Linked DNA regions of Homo sapiens: region 2 is linked to region 1. Evidence: chromatin loops called from intact Hi-C (ENCODE). Cell type or tissue: K562. All regions are shown on one strand. Links, peaks and the distances in the headings refer to the core of each region. The heading gives the core; the rest is flanking DNA.

What was found. Hi-C counts contacts between places; a loop is a spot of excess contacts. Peaks named below come from ENCODE experiments on the same cell type or tissue, not always from the same donor. Only the 100,000 strongest peaks of a DNase experiment are listed, where the experiment ranks them.
Region 2: a loop joins it to region 1, with 3 times the contacts of the local background. A loop is called at or near these places in 8 of 110 quality-filtered maps.

What each region holds. Positions count from the first base shown.
Region 1 is chr5:99,028,901-99,037,243 of GRCh38, reverse strand. No RefSeq gene overlaps it. Among named protein-coding and RNA genes, the nearest start is that of CHD1, 100 kb to the right of the region's middle. RefSeq lists enhancers at 1-137, 3,761-3,820. In K562, for the core only: a CTCF peak has its summit at 4,570 (motif pointing right); DNase peaks (open chromatin) are centred at 3,443 and 4,583.
Region 2 is chr5:98,950,038-98,958,380 of GRCh38, reverse strand. The region is part of intron 1 of CHD1-DT (CHD1 divergent transcript); the gene reads right to left. It also overlaps the pseudogene RPS9P3. Among named protein-coding and RNA genes, the nearest start is that of CHD1, 25 kb to the right of the region's middle. In K562, for the core only: no CTCF peak of the experiment used is centred there; a DNase peak (open chromatin) is centred at 3,510; H3K4me3 peaks cover 210 bases.

The DNA of each region.
Region 1 (8,343 bases), core at 336-8,335:
CTACATGATAGGTTTACAAACATACCTGTCTTTTTTTTCTAATTAGTAGATAATTATCTTATTCACTCTATTCCTTATCACATATTCACATTTTATTCACATATTCATTCCATTCTTTATCAGTTCAGTACTTCATTTTCACCAAATAGTTTTTGGCTTTCCATAGAAAAGTTAAGTTTTCGAGGACTCAAATATTTCTTTTTATTTTGTCATGTGTGTGCAAAGTGTGTGTGCATGTATGTGTATGTGCACACTACTTCAAAGTAGATTGAGGAAGAGAGTATGTATATGCTTTTTATCATAATATTTTAATTATAAAATTTATATACTTCCACCTGGAACTATAAAAATCCTGGAAGAAAACCTAAGGAAAACTCTTCTGGACATTGGTCTACTCAAAGAATTCATGATTAAGACCTCAAAAGTGCAAGCAACAAAAACAAAAATAAACAAATGGGACTTAATTAAACTCAAAGGCTTCTGCACAGCAAAAGAAACAATCAATAGAGTGAACAGACAACCTGTAGGATAGGAGAAAATATTTGCAAACTATATGTCTGAAAGAGGGCTAATATCCAGAATTTACAAGGAGCTCAAACAGCTCAACAACAACAATAACAAAACAACCCCATTAAAAAGTGGGCAAAGGACATGAACAGACATTTCTCAAAAGATATACACATGGCCAACAAGCTTATTGTTAAAATGCTTAATATTACTTATCATCAAAAAAATGCAAATTAAAACTACAATGAGATATCATCTTACACAAGCCAGGATGGCTATTATAAAAAGTCAAAAAACAACAGATGTGGGTGAGGGTGTGGAGAAAAGGGAATGCTTATACACTGTTGATGAGAGTGTAAATAAGTACAACCTCTCTGGAAAATAGCATGGAAATTTCTCAAAGAACTAAAAGTTGAATTACCATTTGATCCAGCAATCCCACTACCGGGTATCTACCCAAAGAAAAAGAAATCTTTATCTTGAAAAGATATCTGTACTCATGTTTATTGCAGCATGGTTCACAGTAACAAAGACTTAGAATCAACCTAAGTATCTGTCAATGGATGAGTAGAGAAACTGTGGTATATGTACATACAATGAATGACTAGTCAACCATAAAAAAGAATGAAATCATCTTTTTCAGTAGCATGGATAGAACTGGAGGCCATTATATTAAGTGAAATAACTCAGAAACAGAAAGTCAAATACTACATGTTCTCACTTACAAATGGTAGCAATGTAACATGTACACATGGACATAGAGTGTGGAGTAAGAGACACTGGAGACTCAGAAGGATGGGAAGGTGGGAGGGGAGTGAGGGATGAAAAGTGGCTTAATAGGTGCGATGTACATTATTCAGAAGATGGTCACACTAAAAGCCCCAGACTTCACCATTATCCAAAATATCCATGTAACAAAACTGCACTTGTGCCCTTAAATTTATACAAATAAAAAAAGTTTTAGATGTACATACTTCTGATAGAAAGTAGATACAAAATCACCCATTATTTCATAATCAAAGAGTAATAAAATTACAATGTATGTCTTCTCAATATGTTTTTATATATGCATTTTTAACTTAATTTGTTTTAAAATTTTTACCAAAAAAGTCATATTATATAAATTTTAGCCTATTTTTCCCTTAGTAGTACATTATAATATTTTCACATATCAAAAAATATTATTCTATAATATGATTTTAAAGGAATCATAGTAATAATGGTGTTTTTAAGTAATTGAACAATATTCATCTTATGAGTAACTCCTTAGAGATAAAGCAACAGAAAGAATCCATAACAGCAAAAAGTGTAGTGAGCTTTTTATTTGTTTTTACATATCAAAGTAATTTTTGCCAAATGCCTACTGTTTGTCTTTTATGTACTGGGAAAACAAAGATAAGTTTTTAGAGCAGTTATAAGATAGGTAAGTTAGTCAAATATTATGTGATGGGTACTAAGACAGAGATAGTCCTACGCGGTACAGGAACACAGAGAAGAGGCCTCTAAGTAAGAATGAGAGTCACCTGTAAAGTGACACTAACTAAACTATTGAAGGACAAGGGGATTGGGAATTGCAGAACAAACAGCATAAGTAAAAGGACTGCCTAGAAACAGTCAATCATTAATTCACAAACTGGCTTGATCATAAAAATCAGTAGAGACTGCCAGGCACAGTGGCTCACGCCTGTAATCCTTGCACTTTGGGAGGCCGAGGCGGGTGGATCACCTGAGGTCAGGAGTTTGATACCAGCCTGGCCAACATGATGAAACTCTGTCTCTACTAAAAATACAAAAAATTAGCCGGGCGTGGTGGCGGGCACTTGTAATCCCAGCTACTCAGGAGGCTGAGACAGGAGAATCACTTGAACCCAGGAGGTGGAGGTTGCAGTGAGCTGAGATCACGCCCCTGCACTCCAGCCTGGGCAACAAGAGCAAAACTCTGTCTCAAAAAAAAAAAAAAAAATCAGTAGAGACATAAGCCCCACTCCTGGAGATTCCAATTTAATATGTTTAGGGTCAGGCCAAGAATCTGCATGTTTAATATGTCCCCAGAAATTCTTACATTCAGTCAAGGTTAAAAAACAATTCTAGTCCCTCCAACTGGAAACCTGCTTGTTTTACAATATAGCAGTAAGGAAGTAGCCATCCCTGAAGCTTGGAAAGTGGCCAAAGACAGAATGTGTGGGTTAAGCCTTGAAGTTTATCCTGAAAGATAAAGGACTGAATCTGAGTTTGCAGAGCAGATTAGCATTTTAGAAGGATCACTCTGTAAGAAACGGAGTATGATGTGTAAGGAAACCTTTTGAGGAGGCTAATGTAGCAATTTAGGTGAGAAGTCATTAAGACCTTAATTTAAAAAGTGGTTATGAGTTTAGGAAAGAGGAGAACAAGAGATACCAAGGAATTAAAAGCCACAGGGATTAGGGATTGATTGAGTATAAGTGAGAGTGACCTAGGAAGACTCCCAGGGAAGTGGATTGGGTGACTGGATAAGAGATATGCCATTTATGAAAATGTGGCATTCAAGTAAAGCGCAGGTTTGAAATACATAAGTTCACTTTTAGATATACTGAATTTTATTGGAAATTCAATCGTAGGTTCCATCGCAAACTCAAAACGAAGATTTGGCAGGAGGAAGTTTGTAATATAACAGTGATCGAAGTTGAACCCATGAGGAAGATAACACTTACTGTTTAAGCAGAAAAAAAGGGAACCTACAATGGAGACTAAAAAGAATTATCTTTTTTCTTTTTAAGGAAAGAATAATGCCACAGAAAACAAAGGAGAAGGACTCCAGAAGGAGAACTGCTACCGATAAATCAAACAAAATAAGGACAAAGCAAAGTTCCCTGAACTGTGCCTTATGGAATTCAATGGTGCAGGTATCAGGAGCATCTCCTCTGCACATGTTTCTGGTGGGCTTGGCCAATCAAATGTTTCCTTCCTAGGAGCTAAATCTTAAGTGGTGACACAAGGAGGAAAGGTAGTTGAACCTTAGTAAACATACATGATTATGCATGTCCACGGTTTCATTTCAGTGGTCCTGTACTTTCTGCCCTCAGGAAGCTTGACTGTTTAGTATTTTCTTCTGTTCTGCATTATACCAGTATATTTCCAATGAATATCATTTTTTCCATAAGTTGTTCTCAATTTGTTTCTTTGGCTTATAATTAGAGACCCAAAACTGCCAAGGTAATTTTACTTTTGCTTTCATTTTCAATAAGACAAACCACTGTTCTGTTTATTTTCTGAAGTAAAACAGGAAAGAGGGCGATGATTGATATAATAAAGTCATTGAGTACACAGAAGAGGATGGAATCCAATCTACAGGTTGAGAAATGAGCCTCGAGTTAGATGGGCACCTTTTCCAACAGGAAGGAGAAGTAAAAATGCCAATAAATAAGCGAATAAGTAAGAGGGAGAGGAAGGTGCCGTTTTCACTTTCTGCCCTTGCCTTTTCACAATGAAAAGGACAGAATCATCATTTGCTGAGTGTAAGAAGAGTTGGTGGTTTTGACAGTAAGGGAAGTAAATGTTTGGAATACCCACTGTCAGTTGATCAGAAGCACCTTCACCATAACTGAGGACTCAGCCTTGGTCAGAAAGCAACAACATACAGTGACATCAATTGGTATGGCTGTGTGATTTTTCTCCAAGAACTCTCAGCTGCTCAGTTCCAGAGTCAGAGAAACAGGATGGCTGGATTAAGAGTTGAAAGTAATATTGAAAGCATAATTTAAGTAGTGGACACCAGTGTGTGGAGCTGAACAGGGAAAATGGGAAGACAGAAGGAGACTAATTGATTAGGAGAAAATGGAGGGCTCAAAGCATATGGGGTCATGAGGTCAAAGGGCAGGCATAGTTCATATAAGGACCAGAAAGTTACCAAAAACAAATGGTGAGGAAAAGCAGATGTCTTGTCTAAACATGAAGCCTGTATCTGAATCTCCCTATGGATGGAGGGTTCACGTTTATCTACCTTCAGACTGCTCTACTCGGCTATCAGTCAGTCTTTCTTAGGATTCCTAATTTGTTTTTCTGACTTTCGCCCACAAGCTGGATGACCACTTGGTGGAGCTCCTGCAAAGAGAATGTCAGCCCATTGGTTAACAAGATACCCTGAAAAACGAGATTCCATAAAATTATGCAGTTCACTGTAGCCTAGTCCAGTAAATGGTGGACTGATTGAGAAATACTTTTTTAAAAAAATGTTGTGAGCTACCCTTTCCCTATTGCTTCCAACAGAATGACAGCTGATTCTGGTACTTGGAGCAACCAAAATTTCGGAAGGTTCTTTGATCTTAATGCAGCAATGAGTGTTCCCTCTACTGCTAGCCTAAGCCTAATCTAGTCCTTCATCAGTTGTAGAAATATAATATCTTTAAGAAAGGATAGGAAAAAGAGTCCATAATTAAGACACTGTTCCTTTAGGCCTAGCCTATTAATAATACCTTTAATCTACTTTACCTCGCGGGTTTAAAAATAATTCTGCCTGTTGCTTAGTGCCACCCATACTGCTGATGATGAACAATGATCTGTTGCATAAATTGCCACCTACCTTTTATTCTGTAGCAGCCATTCATTACAACTCTAAGGCCAGTAATTACCAGTGATGAAAGTGGCATTATCTGCCGTGACTTTCTGTTTGGTTTTACTTTGAAAGTGCCTTAGCTGGTTACCTTACTTGGATAGTGTAGACCGTTCGAGTGCCATAGACAACTTATTCTCCTATCCCTGGCATAGTCCCCCAAACAGTGCCTTCATTACTGCAAGGAGAGAGTGTGGCTTAATTACACTATATTCATCTCTATGACAAGCCAGACAACTCAAACCATAAGGTTTCATTACATGGTTCTTATAGTTTCATCACGGTTTATGACCAAGAGCACATACTTTCTAATGCAGTGTGAGAAAATCAAGATGTAGTTAGATTAATTAATTTGCAGCAAAATACTATCTGGAACATCAGGAAGACTGGCAGGTGCTTCCAGTTCAACTCCATGTCATAGATCAAATTATAAAATTTCAATAAGCAGTTTCTCTTCTTTTAATTGACAGATATAATGGTTACTTTTAGCTGTCATAGAATTGAATAAAAATCTGAGATAATAAGATAATAGGATGTTGACATGTTTTTAGGTGGCAAAAATAAACCTTAATATTGTGTCATCAATTTCTTCTTCTCTGCACCTATAATTATGCAGGCTGTGTGGATTTCATTCTTTTCATACTGATAGTGTTATACTATATTTGGTCACATTCCCCCTAAGATGATGAGGCTAGATTATAGATCTGGAGCAAACTTTTGCCCTTGGATTGTTGACAGGCACTGCAACTTAATTAAGTTGACATTTCTAGCATAAATTCCCAGAGATAGAAGACACCTCAGAGAATCTTTTATCTAACCTTCTGCCCACTATAGGAAATCTCTCCACAGCACACCCAACAAGTTGCTTTTCCAGTCTTCCTTGATTTCATCAGCATCCCAAATTATTCACTGGGTGTTTACTCATGGTTCTGCTTTCTTCTAGGAAACATACATACACAGAGTCAAATTTTCTACTATCAGAGAGGACAAAAGGGAAATGAGTTGTCTGACAGAGAGAAATGGGCAAGGACAAAGGGAAAATCATTAGTGGAAAGAAAAAGTAGCATTAAAGGGCAGTATGATGAGAAACAGGAAGAAGAGATGTATGCAGTTTAAGCAGAGCAATCACTTTCACTAAGCCCTTTTCATTCTCTTGCAATACTCTCAGGAATTACAGATTGGAAGGCACTGCACTGGTGTGGAAGTAGGCTGAGAAGAAACATGGGTTGGACACAGTGGCTCATTCCTATAATCCCAGCACTTTGGGAGGCCAGGGTGGGAGGATCACTGGAACCCAGGAGTCTGAGACTGACCCTGGCAACATAGCAAGACCCTATCTCTACAAAAAATTTAAAAGTTAGCCAGGCGCGGTGGCACATGCCCATAGTCCCAGCTTCTCAGAAGGCTGAAGTGGCAAGATCACTTGAGCCCAGGAAGATGAGGCTGCACTGAGCCATGACTGCACCACTACACTTCAGCCTGGACAACAGAGTGAGACCTGTCTCAAAAAAAGAAAGAAAAGAGAGAAGAGAAGAGAAAAAGAGAAGAGGAGAAGGAAGGGGAAGGGAAGAAACATGGACTGGAGAGAAGTGTCAATGTCATTATCAGAGCCTACACTGGCATTAATGTGACCAGTACTGTGTCTTTGTTTGGGGGTTAAGAAAGAAGGTCTACTTAGGTCAGTACCTAAGAAAGATGCATTCCTCTATTTGTAATGCTCACTTCTAATCTGTCACCTACCTGACCCACTAACTGTGGACCCACTAACTCTATTAACAGTAGGTATAATTGTATTAGTATAGATCTCTTTTTAAAAAGATGAAACAAGGGCTTATGTGCAAGGGATTATTTTGGGAAATGATCCCAAGTTTTAAGAAGTGAAGGGACTGGAGAGAGTAAAATAGGGAAGAAAGGAAAGCAGTATCAGGGGAAGAAGGTCTCAAGTTGAACATGACCACAGATCATGATCCATTGAGAATCCTCTAAAGATCCACACAGAATGAGCCTCAGAATTCTGCAAACAAGGGACAGAAGAAGGTGGCATTTATCCACTGGGTCTGTCCCTGATAGGTCACGATTTGCCTTAATGACATTAACCTCTTGTATACAATGTGTGAGGCAGATCTGTTACCTACCACAGACACCCCAGTTGCCCTGTAGAGTTAGCAATGGGGCAGAAATTAAGAAAAGCCAAGTGTGGCCTGGCACAGTGGCTCACACCTATAATCCCAGCACTTTGGGAGGCCGAAGCGGGCAGATCACTTGAGTTCAGGAGCTTGACACCAGCCTGGCCAACATGGTGAAACCCCCGTCTCTACTACAAATAAAAAATTAGCTGGGCATGGTGGCAGGCACCTACAATCCCAGCTACTTGGGAGGCTAAGGGGGGAGAATCACTTGAACCCATGAGGCTGAGTGCACTCTAGCATGGGCGGCACAGCAAGACTCCACCTCAAAAAAAAAAAAAAGAAAAAAGAAAAGAAAAGAAGAGAAAACGCAAGTGTAGGTTGAATAATGGACACTTCCACATTAAAGAAGACTAAAAAGATCTAAGAAGTAAATGCTATGTGTGATCCTGTTCAATTCTGAACCAGAAAAAAGTCATAATTCATAAAAGACATGATTAGAAAAATTTGCAAACTTGTATTAGGTGTATTGATTCAAATATTATATCAATGTCAAATTTCCTAGGTTTGATCATTTTACTACAGTACATAGATGAATATGCTGGTTCTTAAGAAATACACACTGACGTATTTAGGAGTAAAGGAGCATGACATCTGCAAGTCACTTTCAAATGGTCCTGTATATATGGGGGCAGGGTGGGAGAGAGAAATCAAATGTGGTAAAATGTTAACATTAGTGAATCTGTGTGAAGTATATGGGTGATCTCTGCACTATTCTTGCATCTTTTCTATAAGTTTGAAAATATTTGAAAGTAAAAAGTTTAAAAACTGTAAGCTCTGGACCAAAGGGAATTATAGCAAGGGTTCAAAAGACCTGAGCTTTAGTCCAAAGTCATTGATGCTTGTTGTTTCTGTTTTCTCATCCAGAAACTTTATAGAATTACTGTAAGAACTAAATAAAGTGATTTATGTAAAAGACGTTTGAAAGGTTTAAAATAACATACAATTGTGTAGTATTGTTAGAAATGGGAGTCTGACATTTGAAGACGGCTTAATAGGGTGTTAGATCATGTATCAGCTAAGCAGTGACAGACATATACAGAGAAACAGAAGAATGTGTGG
Region 2 (8,343 bases), core at 254-8,253, 79 kb after region 1:
TCAAGACCAGCCTGGGCAACATGACAAATACCCATCTCTACAAAAAATACAAAATTTAGCTGGGTGTGGTAGTATGGGCCTGTAGTCCCAGCTACTTGGGTAACTGAGGCAGGAGGATCCCTTGAGCCTGGGAGGTCAAGGCTGCAGTGAGCTGTGTTTGCACCACTGCTCTCCGGCCTGGGTGACAAAGTGAGACCTTGTTTCTTTTTATATAAACAGAGTGTCACTCTATTGCCCAGGCTCATCTTGAACTCCTGGGCTCAAGCAATCTTCCCACCTTGGCCTCCCAAAGTGCTGGGATTACAGGTGTGAGCCACTGTGTCCAGCCCCAATATCCTTAATGTCTCCTGACAACAAGTGGCAGCTTCTTTTGTTCTTTTTTAATTTTTTTTTAATTTGGTTTTCGTTGTTGCTGTTGTTTTATTCTGAGCACCAGAAATTAGGATTTTAAAACTGCAACAAATTCCCTTACGTCTACATCCAGAAATATAACTATTTAATTCATTCACTTAACAACTTAAAAAAACAGATACAATTCACGTACCATAAAATACACTCTTTTAAAGTATACAATTCAGTGGTTTTTAGCATAGTCATAAGGAACAACTATTTATTGAATGCCTACTATGTGCCAAGTTTCTATTCAACTTGATATTCATGAACTAGAAGTCAGAGTTTTCAAATATGTAACAACATGAACATTCCTTATTTGTGTCAGATAAACTAGGCAATGTTGAAATAATTATTGGTTCATGATCAGGGATGAACGTAGCCAATATGAAAAATGAAATTTGCTTCTAGTGTTAAAAACAATGCCAAATACAGAGTCAAGAACTATTTCCTCTTTGGCACAGCCTGGCTTGCTCATGAACTTAGATTAAATCTCTGGCATTGATTGGACAGATGTGGAGTAATTTATCAACAGTAGCACTTGAAATCATAAAGTTTTAGAGCTGGAGGATACCTCAGAGATCATCTACATCTTATACCTCCACTATACCAATCACGGAACCAAAAACCAGAGAAAGTTAATGACCAGCTGCAAGTCTCAAACTCAGAACAAAGCTTTCAGATTCTTACCTGGTGCTTGTTCCTTATACCAGTTCCTAAACTCGATTTCTGAAGGACCCAGGATTCTTGGTGAATCCTACAGGGCTTCTAGGATAATGGATGGATGGCTGAGTGGAAGAGCCTCTGCATCCCAACCAAGCTTCAACTCTAGCATTGCTATGTTTACCTCTTTGACTTCCTAAGATTCTAAGCAAATTTTTGTTTTAAAAATAGTTCCATTGCTAAAAAATACATGAATATTTTTTGAAAATACTTTATGGAAAGTGATTCCATATTGTCCAAAGGAGAAATGTGCCTATTACTGAACATATGGTTTAAATATTCTGCCTAGAAAACTGTGCAAAACCACCTGAACATTTAACAGATTTCTTAGTAAATGGTATATGTTTTAGAAGTGAATCAATATCATGAAAATGGCCATACTGCCCAAGGTAATTTATAGATTCAATGCCACCCCCATCAAGCTACCAATGACTTTCTTCACAGAATTGGAAAAAACTACTTTAAAGTTCATATGGAACCAAAAAAGAGCCCGCATTGCCAAGTCAATCCTAAGCCTAAAGAACAAAGCTGGAGACATCATGCTACCTGACTTCAAACTGTACTACAAGGCTACAGTAACCAAAACAGCATGGTACTGGTACCAAAACAGAGATACAGACCAATGGAACAGAACAGAGCCCTCAGAAATAATGTCGCATATCTACAACCATCTGATCTTTGACAAACCTGACAAAAACAAGAAATGGGGAAAGGATTCCCTATTTAATAAATGGTGCTGGGAAAACTGGCTAGCCATATGTAGAAAGCTGAAACTGGATCCCTTCCTTACACCTTATACAAAAATTAATTCAAGATGGATTAAAGACTTAAATGTTAGACCTAAAACCATAAAAACCCTAGAAGAAAACCTAGACATTACCATTCAGGACATAGGCATGGGCAAGGACTTCATGTCTAAAACACCAAAAGCAATGGCAACAAAAGCCAAAATTGACAAATGGGATCTAATTAAACTCAAGAGTTCGGCACAGCAAAAGAAACTACCATCAGAGTGAACAGGCAACCTACAGAATGGGAGAAAATTTTTGCCATCTACTTATCTGACAAAGGGCTAACATCCAGAATCTACAATGAACTCAAACAAATTTACAAGAAAAAAACAAACAACCCCATCAAAAAGTGGGCGAAGGACATGAACAGACACTTCTCAAAAGAAGACATTTATGCAGCCAAAAGACACATGAAAAAATGCTCATCATCACTGGCCATCAGAGAAATGCAAATCAAAACCACAATGAGATACCATCTCCCACCAGTTAGAATGGCGATCATTCAAAAGTCAGGAAACAACAGGTGCTGGAGAGGATGTGGAGAAATAGGAACACTTTTACACTGTTGGTGGGACTGTAAACTAATTCAACCATTATGGAAGTCAGTGTGGCGATTCCTCAGGGATCTAGAACTAGAAATACCATTTGACCCAGCAATCCCATTACTGGGTATATACCCAAAGGATTATAAATCATGCTGCTATAAAGACACATGCACATGTATGTTTATTGCAGCACTATTCACAATAGCAAAGACTTGGAACCAAGCCAAATGTCCAACAATGATAGACTGGATTAAGAAAATGTGGCACATACACACCATGGAATACTATGCAGCCATAAAAAATGATGAGTTCATGTCCTTTGTAGGGACATGGATGAAGCTGGAAACCATCATTCTCAGCAAACTATTGCAAGGACAAAAAAACCAAACACCACATGTTCTCACTCATAGGTGGGAATTGAACAATGAGAACACGTGGACACAGGAAGGGGAACATCACACACCGGGGCCTGTTGTGGGGTGGGGGGGAGGGGGGAGAGATAGCATTAGGAGATATACCTAATGTTAAATGACGAGTTAATGGGTGCAGCACACCAACATGGCACATGTATACATATGTAACTAACCTGCACATTGTGCACATGTACCCTAAAACTTAAAGTATAATAAAAAAAATTATATTTATAATTATAAAAAAAAAGTGCTCCTCTTTTTCATGCTTGCAGAATTTTTGAAAGTAGATTGTGCATGTTTGAAAGAAAACAAAGCATTTTTACTTACCTCAAATTCAGTTACTGAAATTGCAGGAAAAAAATGATTTGGGTAGATGATTGTACTTATTAATGGAATATAAAAGTATGTACATTCAAAAACATTTTTCCATAATATCAATGGAAAATAGAGAAGCATCATCCCTAGAATCCTTGTTTTCAAAGTGTTGATCCCATTATCTGACTGGAAAACTAGACAATCCACCACCCCAGGAGGGGATGGGTGTGCTTAACCCTCCTCTTGGTTATCTCCAGGGGCACTCCAGCCCCACCCTGGCCCTTCTTGGAATTCTTCTCTTCAGGAGGCCCAGGCGACCACTGCCAAACAAAGAACAAAGAGAGAAATTGCCGTGCTTCTGGGAGTCCAGGCAGTCAATGAAGGACAGACAGGATGTTCACCACCTGCAGACCTAGATATGGTGCTAGTGGATCAGCACAGGGGCATGATGACTGGACTTGGTCACTCCTGGCTTGAAGAGCTGGGTCTGCAGTCATCTCTGCAAGAAAGCCTCAATCTTCAGGCCTAGGATGCAATCTAGTTTCATTCTGCCCCTGTACCGCACTCTGATGTGAATAAGTCACCACAGCAGGGCACTGCCTTCAAACAGATGCCATGGGTCCTTCTCAACAAGCATCAGCAGCTCCTGGGCAGCCCTGCAGATCTTGTCCAGGGTAAATTTAACCCTTCAGATGTCACGTTTGCTCTGGAGGCCATACTTGCCTATCAGTTTTAGCTCTTGGTTGAAGGGGGACTTCTCAAAGGGTCTCCCTGTGATCACACAGGTTTTCCGACCCAGCTTGGGACCACTAGTGTGTTGACTCTGCGTGTCCATCTGTGCCTCACCTAAGGGTAGGTCCCGGTTACTGCGAAAGGGGCTAGAAAAATATATTTAAAAAAATAAAATACACCACATGCGGTGGTTCAGCCTGTAATCCCTTTGGGAGGCCAAGGCAGAAAGATTGCTTGAGCCCAGGAGTTCAAGGCTGCAGTAAGCTATGATCATACCACTGCACTCCAGCCTGGGGGACAGAGTGAGGTCCTGTGTCTTAAAAAAAATATAATAAAATAAAATGTCTAAAGTCAAAGTATGTCAAGAAATAAAGATGCTTAGCTAAGTATTGTATTCAAATACATATTCTAGTACTCACTACACAACATGGTGTAACTCAGTATTAATAAAGTTATATGTCATATCATTATATAACATTTACATTATGCTTTATTGTATACATAATTTTCATTTTGGGGGTGCTGAATTTGTGTTTTCTTTGTGAAATTAAAGAATCATTTAATGATGTCATAAAGTGTGTTTGGTTGCAAAATATTTTTGAATATTACTGGTGTTCAATTTGTGAAATACATGATTAATCTCACAGCATAACCATTTGGAAAGCCAAATGATCCACTTCAGTTTGTGTGATAGTTAATACTGAGTGTCAACTTGATTGGGTTGAAGGATACAAAGTATTGATCCTGTGTGTGTCTGTGAGGGTGTTGCCAAAGGAGATTAACATTTGAGTCCCGGGGCTGGGAAAGGCAGACCCATTCTTAATCTGGGTGGGCACCATCTAATCGGCTGCCAGTGGGACTAGAATAAAAAAGCAGAAAGAAAAATGTGAAAAGACGAGACTGGCTACCCTCCCAGCCTACATCTTTCTCCCATGCTGGATCTTTCCTGCCCTCGAACATGGGACTCCACGTTCTTCAGTTTTGGGACTCGGACTGCATCTCCTTGATCCTCAGCCTGCAGATGGCCTATTGTGGGACCTTGTGATCATGTGAGTTAATACTTAATAAATTCCCATATATATATCCTATTAGTTCTGTCTCTCTAGAGAACCCTAATACAGTTTGTATACTTTATAAATGTGGAATTTCATATATCAGTAGTGCTAAATTAAAGTATACCTTTATATATATAATATAATATATATATTATATTACTTCAGTAAATATATTTGTTCAGTAAATATATATGTTCAGTAAATATATATATAATTCAGTAAATATTTATATATATAAATATATATATATAACTTCAGTAAATATATTTGTTCCAGAAAAGTTACATGTAAGCTGACCTTTTAAGGACATAGAACTTCACATATATATTTTCTTAATTTTTTAAAATTTTATTTTACTTTTAACTGACAAATAATTGTCTACTTTCTTATTTTTTGTCTTTAATCAGCAGTGGCTATGCTCCCACTACTTCAAGTCTTTCTGCCCTTTATACTCTCTATCAAGTAACTAATGATGTGAGAATAAATGTTTAAATATCTTAGAGCTCTCCTATTATAGCCTGTGTACACCTACATAAACACATAGGCATTCAATGCATATTTATTGATTTTCAAAAGGATAAAAGAGTTTATTTTATATATGTACCGTGCCAGTAAAGTAAATCATGTTCCAAAAGTGCTAATGGTATATGTCTTAGTCCATTTGTGTTGCTGTAACAAAATAACACAGACTGGGTAATTTATACAAAATAGAAATTTATTCCTCACAGTTCTGAAGGCTGGAAAGTCTGAGATCAAGGCACTGGCATTTGATGTCTGGTGAGGGCCTTCTCACATGGCAGAAGGCAGAAAGGTAAAAAAGGGAATGGATGCTGTGTCCTTGCATGGCAAAAGAGTGGGAGAGAGAAAATCCACTTCCGTAACCCCTTTTATGGCCTTAATCACCTTCGAACAGCCCCACATTTTATATTACCACATTGGCTAATAAATTTCAAATATTAATTCGGGGTGCGATATTCACACCACAACAGCATAAAAGGTCACTGGGATTATTTTATTCTCCTGAAGTCTTGGGACTATTTAGTTTCCCAATAAGTTTGCTCTTTTCCATGTTAAAAACACCCTAGGTCAAGTCACAGAGAACTTTTAAGGCCAAAGATTATACTACCTAGGGAGTGGTACATTCATATTACTTGCCCCTTTCTCTCAAGGGCTTTTTTTTTTTCTTGAGATGGAGTCTCGCTCTGTTGCCCAGGCTGGAGTGCAATGGCGCAATCTCCGCTCACTGCAACCTCTGCCTCCTCCCAAGTTCAAATGATTCTCCTACCTCAGCCTCTGGAGTAGCGGGGATTACAAGCACCTGCCACCATACCCAGCTAATTTTTGTATTTGTTGTAGAGACGGGGTTTCACGATGTTGGCCAGGCTGGTCTCGAACTCCTGACCTCAGGTGATCCGCCTGTCTCAGCCTTCCAAAGTGCTGTGATTACACACGTGAGCCACTGCACCCAGCTCTCAAGGGCTTTCTACATGAGTATATCTTAAACACAAAGTAGCTCAGGTGTCACTCACCTGGCCTACTGGATCCTTCCTGAAATTCTCCCTTAGACTGTCATTAGCTGTATGTATCTTCTGCTTTTTACCTAGCTATCACTTTACCTTAGGAATGAGGCCAACAAAAGGCAGGGTACAGGTGGGAGGGAACAAAGCTGTACTGCCTTTATATAACCCTAATTCTAGAGTCTTGAAGATTATTGCCTAGGGGAACTGGTCTTTACAGAGTCCAAAAGGCTTGCATGGTACCTAGAGTGCTCAACAAATTTATTAAATGTCATCAAAATGCAGTTGGGGTAAAAAGAATCAGGTATATTTGCTGACTCTTGATCTATGCTCTTGGGGTTATTTACATCTGTGCATTGTATCTACTGTATCCCTGTGGTGGGATTACTACATAATGGTGTGCTGCTGCTTATCCTCAACTGCATCCAGAGAAATCATGTTGGTAGCCTGAAACTGGCTGTAGTGGGGGAATTTTTACCACAGAAATTAGCAAACTTCTGTGAGGTGCAAATTTTTCTGGAAAAGACCATGCAGTAAATATTCAAAGCCATTTTTTGTTTGTTGTTGTTGTTGTTGTTGTGTGTATTTGTTTTTTAAATTGACATTAGAGACAGGGTCTTACTATGTTGCCCAGGCTGGTCTTGAACTTCTGGCATTAAGTGATCCTCCCATCGCAGCCTCCCAAAGTGCTGAAATTATAGGCATGAGCCACTATTCCTGGCCCTATACCAAAGCTCTTTGGAAGTAATTTCAATCGATTTCTTCTGCAGGAACTTTTGACACTTTCTCAGGTCACTTACTCTATCAGTCTAAGGCTACAATAGCAAAGTACCACAGAATAGGCAGGTGAGATGACAGAAATTATTTTCTCATAGTTCTGGAGGCTAGAAGTCTGAGATCAAGGTATCAGTAGGGTTGTTCTCTTCTGAGGCCTCTGTCTTGGCTTGTAGATGACTGTCTTCTTGTGTTACCACATGGTCTTCCCCAATACCTGTTTGTAAAAATTTCCTCTTCTTATAAAGACACCAGTCATACTGGATTAGAGCCCACCCTAATGACCTCATTTTAACTTAAATGACTTTTTAATTTTTATTTTTTTGAGACAGAGTCTCGCTTTGTCACCCAGGCTGGAGTGCAGTGGCGTGATCTCAGCTCACTGCAACCTCTGCCTCCTAGGTTCAAGTGATCCTCCCACCTCAGCCTCCCAAGTAGCTGAGATTACAGGCGCATGCCACCACACACAGCTAATTTTTGTATTTTTAGTAGAGATGGGGTTTCACCACATTGGCCAGGCTACTCTCAAACTCCTTGCCTCAGGTGATTCGCCTGCTTCGGACTCCCAAAGTACTGGGAATACAGGCATGAGCCACCGTGCCTAGCCTTAAATGCCTTTTTAAAGACCCACCTTCTGGGGTACTGTGGGTAGGCACTTCAACATATACCTCTGGAGAGGGGAAACAATTCAGCCTGTAATACCCTGTAGCGAAAAATGCTGCAGGTCAATGTTTAACAATCAGCTGTCCAAAAAGAAAAAGTCCCGAATTGTAGCATTTGCTAACTTCTGTGGTAAAATTCCCCCATTACAGCCAATTTCAAGCTACCAACATGATTCCTCTGAATGCAGTTGGGAAGAGATAAGCAGCAGCACACCATTATATAGTAATTCTACCATGGAGATACAATAGATACAAATAACCTCAATGCATAGATGTAAATAACCCCAATAGCATAGATTGAGAATCAGCAAACTTTTCAGCAAGCTTTTCTGGAAAAGACTAAGCAGTAAATATTTTCGCATTTGCTCAACACTGCATCATAGTAAAAAAAGGAGCCAGGCTGGGTGCAGTAGCTCATGCCTCTAA